Regions from separate parts of the Homo sapiens genome. Here region 1 is linked to region 2. Evidence: read pairs that join two places in POLR2A ChIA-PET (ENCODE). Cell type or tissue: OCI-LY7. All regions are shown on one strand. Each heading gives the region's core, and the rest is flanking DNA. Links, peaks and the distances in the headings are about the cores only. Region 1 overlaps SMARCC1 (SWI/SNF related BAF chromatin remodeling complex subunit C1). Region 2 overlaps MAP4 (microtubule associated protein 4).

The links. Peaks named below come from ENCODE experiments on the same cell type or tissue, not always from the same donor. Only the 100,000 strongest peaks of a DNase experiment are listed, where the experiment ranks them.
Region 1: POLR2A ChIA-PET joins it to region 2 with 8 read pairs; 2 of 35 experiments call an interaction of 5 or more read pairs at or near these places.

The regions. Positions count from the first base shown.
Region 1 is chr3:47,621,382-47,624,196 of GRCh38, forward strand. It overlaps SMARCC1 (SWI/SNF related BAF chromatin remodeling complex subunit C1), which reads right to left. Exons shown (of 28, transcript NM_003074.4): 25 at 826-960. Among named protein-coding and RNA genes, the nearest start is that of SNORD146, 39 kb to the right of the region's middle. In OCI-LY7, for the core only: no CTCF peak of the experiment used is centred there; no DNase peak of the experiment used is centred there.
Region 2 is chr3:47,975,158-47,977,972 of GRCh38, forward strand. It overlaps MAP4 (microtubule associated protein 4), which reads right to left. Exons shown (of 21, transcript NM_001385682.1): 3 at 2,708-2,776. Among named protein-coding and RNA genes, the nearest start is that of MAP4, 40 kb to the right of the region's middle. In OCI-LY7, for the core only: no CTCF peak of the experiment used is centred there; a DNase peak (open chromatin) is centred at 1,194; H3K4me3 peaks cover 849 bases; H3K27ac peaks cover 1,084 bases.

The DNA.
Region 1 (2,815 bases), core at 198-2,697, 350 kb before region 2:
ATAGCGAAGACATGAAATCAAACTAGGTGCCCATCAATAGTGGACTGGATAAAGAAAATGTGGTACATATATACTATGAAATACTACACAGCAATAAAAAAAAGAATGAAATTATGTCCCTTGCACCACCATAGATGCAGCTGGAGGCCATTATTCTAAGTGAATTAACCCGGAAGCAAAAAATGCCACATGTTCTCAGTTTTAAGTGGGAGCTAAACACTGTGTATACACAGACATAAACATGGAAACAATAGACACTGGTGACTCCAAAAGGGGAAGAGGAGAAAAGGGTGAAAGACTGAAAAGCTACATATTGGTACTATGTTAACTATTTGGGTGACAGCTTCAATAGAAGCTTAAACCTAAGCATCATACAATATATCCATGTAACAAACCTGCACAAGTACCTCTGAATCTAAAATAAAAATTAAAACTTTAAAAAAAAAAAAAAAAGAAAGAAAATCCCTGACTCAGATAATAGAGTTATACAGTTTCTACTTTATTGGTAACAAGTAGGTAATGAAATAACTCTAAGATCTAAGTTTTGTAGAGTGAAGAATTTAATATCATCATGTATCTTCACAGCCAACACGCACAAGAAGCTGAGATTTAGATAATTCACTTTAGAGAGTTAACAGAGTGCCTTTTATTTAACATCACTGGCTAACAATCCTTTTGAAAGGGCAAATCAAACACAGAAAAAAGGACAGAAGTTAGCCATGGAGACCAAGAGAACAGGCTACCATTTATTTTATCTAACTTGTTTTGTGAAAAGTGACCAAGGTTTAATTGTGAAAAAGCCACTAAAAAATTCCAAATACTTACAGCTTCTTTCTCTCTGTCCATGATAGTTTCCAGCTCTTCAAAATGTCGAAGTTTGATCTCTAGTTTCTTCATTTGTGTCTCAACCAAGAGAGCTACCAGGGACTTGATCTTTCTTTCTTCCACTGCAGCCAGGTGCTAAGGGTACAAGATCATTCAAGCTATTTAGGTAAACATTTGCTTAAAGAACATTAAGAAAATGCTGACAATATTCAAAGTAGAGATTATATAATTTACAATGGTACCCTATATGTCTCCTTTGTAACGTACAATCTAAAATAACTGTCTCTGAATTTCTGGTCCTTATAGAGATAAATCAACCCTTAAAAGATTAAAGGAAATGCCTCATGTGGTAAACTACTACCTTCAAAAGGGCTATCAAGAAGGAGAGGGCAAACCAGGACCCTGATGGGCCAAAGATGAGGACAGGAGGTACTTTGCCACCTACCACCCCATCCTGGCACTCGGTCTGTCCCCTCACTATCCTTTCCTCCCTAAAACTTTTCTAGGGGTGGGCAGGCAGGCAGGCTGCTGAGGACAGCACCTGACACTCTTATACAAAGCCTCTCCCTTCTCTTTGGTGAGCAGACCTCATGTGTGGAAACAAAGGGGAAAACAATATTTGATCTGTAATTCCAGGTCCAAGTCCATAGCTGGAAAAATAAATACAGTACTAAACAGAAAGGTACTCTGGAAGACTCACTCCTTTGCCACAAGACTGATGGTGAATGCTTCCTGCCAACTCAACAGCACAAACAGGAAGATGCCACATTACTTATATCTGCTTAAGACCCTAACTACTAGCTAGTAATCAATCCCACCCTCTATAGACGTCATCCAAGAACTTTCCCAGCAAACTCCCAGCACCATTTTTCATTCACTTTTATTATGTCTGCTGAATTTATGTGTTTATCTTGCTTCTACACAAGGCTTTTTTTTTTTTTTTTTTTTTTAAAGAAGCAGGGTTCTTCATAAAAAAAAAAAAAAAACCTATGTTGCCCAGGCTGGCCTCCAACTCCTGGGCTCAAGTGATCCTTCTGCCTAAGCCAACTGAGTAGCTGTGACAAGCCACAGCTGTGTGTGTCACAGCACGCATCTTACCAAGGTCTTAAGAAATAGCATGGAGTGGCTATTTTACTGATCTCTTAATGATCTTAGGTTTCCCAGAGAACCTAGGAGCAACCATGCAACTTAATACAGGCTTTTGGGAACTATGCTGAGACCTAACACTTAGACGAAAGCCTAATTTTTCATTCATTTACAGTTGAAAACAAAAACTGTAGTTTTACAAATATGGAGACCCATTTGCAAAAAGATTCAGAAATGTAGACAAGAGGTGACAATGAGGTTTTATAGCTATTAATGATCATGTCTGCCACCCTAAACTACAATGAGCTACATCAATGACACCAAAACTTTAAATAAATATTATGTAATTTAAGGCATTATCATTGTACAATGTTATACAATTTATATTTTTGAACAAAAAAATTTATGCGCACGATATAAACTGAAAAGTTACAAAGAGGTATAAAATAAAAAGTAAGTCTCCCCCTCACTTCTGTCAGCTATACATCAGTAACTCTTCCTTTGAAGATAATAATGTTATCAATTTCTGGTCTATTTTTATGAGAATATGACTCCTAGAACTCAGCTGGTTTGAAAGAAAATGTTTCTGGTATTTTTTTTTTTTTGAGATTTATGCAGGAACTTGGTGGGGGGAGCGGTAGGTGGAAAGGGGGTCCTTAAGTGTTATTCAATAAAATAATACCAAAATATTTCCTTTTAAAACTGCAGGTCATTGGTCAGCCGTGGTGGCTCACGCCTGTAATCTCAGCACTTTTGGGAGGCCTAGGTGGGCAGATCACATGAGATCAGGAGTTCGAGACCAGCCCGGCCAACACAGCAAAAACCCTGTCTCTACTAAAAATTAAAAAATTAGCTGGGTGTGGTGGTGCATGTCTGTAATCCCAGCTACTCGGGAGGCTGAGGC
Region 2 (2,815 bases), core at 163-2,662:
AATAAAAGACATTAGATAACCTTTGTAAAAATTACTAAAATTAAAAAGAATTCATTTTGCACTTTGTGTTCACAAAGGGAAATGAGGCTCCATCAAACCCTGCAGAGCACAAGAGGAAGCAGGTTGTTTGCTCAGGCATCAGCAGAAATAGGCCCCGAAGAACTACCCTCAGTTTCTTCTACATCATGTCCAGGAATGAAAAGCAAAGCTCTGCAAAATGCTGAAGGTTTTAGAAGTATAACGATGCTTAGGAAAGATCACTGGTCTGGTGTTGCAGCAGCCCCAGTGTTGAGAGACACGCTAGGCTTCTAGGAGGAGAAAAATAGAGAGGGAGGAAGAAGTAGGAAGGGGAAGAAAAGGGTGGAAAAGCACAGGTCATTAGTAAACAGCAAGTTCAATATCACAAGATGCTCATAAACCAAAGCTATTAATGAAGCTGGTTTGCTCTCGGGACTATAGATAACATTCTGAAGGAAACAGAAATGGGAATTTTCAAAATGGCATTGAGTTAGATGCTCCAGGTAGTGATGGCCAAATTAGAATGAAGTCACCACATGCTCCAAAAACATGCACTGCCATCCCCTCCCTCCACCTTCCCTCCCCAAATAAAACATGCATATTTTCAGTAAAGTATCTTTTTTTTTTTTTTTGAGACGGAGTCTTGCTCTGTTGACCAGGCTGGAGTGCAGTGGTGCGATCTCGGCTCACTGAAACCTCCGCCTCCTGGGTTCAAGCGATTCTTCTGCCTCAGCCTCCCAAGTAGCTGGGACTACAGGCACGTGCCACCACGTCCAGCTAATTTTTGTATTTTTAGCAGAGATGGGGTTTCACCATATTGGCTAGGCTGGTCTCAAACTCCCAACCTCAGGTGATCCGCCCGCCTCGGTCTCCCAAAGTGCTGGGATTACAGGCGTGAGCCACCGCGCCCGGCCTAGTATCTATTTTAATACAGTTAAGTGGTTCAATTCAAAACTCAATCCAGGTGTGCAAACTATATGCTACCTAAGGGCAGAGAGGTATCCAAGAACAGAACGACCTACTCTCATAATGCCACTGGGTAGTTCATAAAGAGCCAGGTTCTTTTTTGTCACAAGGGAATCCTGAAACAGTGAGGGCCAGGATACAGTTTTTACCCTTCTATTCTGTACTACTAAGGCCTGGCAGCGGTAAGCACCTGCTACACAGAGTTTGAGTCTCTTCTGGTCAGGCATGACTTCCTACTGGAGAAGAAATCTACTCGTTTTTGTAGTTGTTTCCTTCCTGGATGAAAATGGCATCCACTCTTTCAACTGCCTAATCAAGTCAATCCCCTCCAGCCTTTCCTTACCCTGGTTAACTGGTTCCTGCTTAAAGAAAGCTGAATTTACTCATTTTTTAAAAGTTCATGTTCAAACTTCTCCTTTAATCACAGGGATATTTGCATAAATGTTTTCTTAAAAACCACATCACATAGATGACTGCTTTCAAAGCAGACACAGAAAGTCAATACTACATTTGACTGAGATTATCAAAGAAATACAAAAACATCAATTCACAAAACTGGAAGATAAAGTGGCATTTCTGGTTGTTTCTAGCTTCTAAAGTAAAGAGTTCCTAATTTATTAAGTTGCTAATAAGGATGTATATGTCACTTGGTAAACATTCACAACAAAAAGAACTTGGTCATCAAAAAATCTGATGTATAAAGATATATACAACTTTCCTATGGTCATAGAATAAAGAATAAATCCTAGAATAGCTGCTATTGCTAACAGAAGGCTTTCTGGAAGCCTTAGAAAAAGAGAAATACTGTGGTGCCTCACAGAAGGGCTTCTCATAGCTGAGGTATGCATATAAGAGAAATACAGAAATATGACAAATCTAGTAACTACCTCCACTGCAATAATATGAATCAAATGTATGGCCCAGTTAAGAGCACACTTGCAGGAAACAATGGGATTGATCATTAGAAGTCAACTCATTTGGGTTAGCAGTGTTGGCCTGATCACAACTGCAAAGTAAATGCAGGTATTTATGAAAATAAAACACGCAACTCTCACATCAGCTACTTAAGAAAATATTTATATAGTATATCCCTGGGACTCCTGCTACTGCTTTGAGAATTTTGCTCACTACAAAGACATTGGGGCAGGGGGTTGGTGCTGGTTATGAGACAGGAACCCACAGAAACTCAATGCTAACTGAAAGAATATCAAAACCCTAGTAAAGAGCTAAGAGTTTAATTAGAAGTAAATTTCAAAAGCAACAGTTAAGGGAAAGATAAAGGAAACACACTGGGGGCAAAATAAATAACTCCTAATTTGTTGTTCACTGGCTTCCTAACATTGAACTGTAGAAAGCTAAACGCAATGTGATTCAGGGAACAGACCTGCTGTTTTAAGAGTTGTAGTGGCCAAATTCCTCCCATGTAACATATTTTGGTGATCATTATTCTGCATCTACAAAAGTATTTTAAGGTTGATCCAGTTCTTGTGTGGTACAGCTCCAATAAATATTCAAAAAATATCAAAGCAAACTCATTATTCTCCTTCCATTGTTGGAGATTTTACATGGCAATGTCCTGGGTTTAAATACCTCCAACAAGAACACTACCACCCTCAGAAATAATTCATATGCTTCCATTAATAATGCTCTTCAAAGGAGATTATCAAGGTGTTCATTGTAAGTGCATCACCTACACATTTGGGGAATCCTGGGAATCACTTACCTGTAGTATCGCTCCCTTCTACTCCATGACCACCATTGGCTAGGAGTGTTGGTTTAGAAGATGGAGTATCTGCAACAATGACAAATAATTACCCATTGTGACAGACAG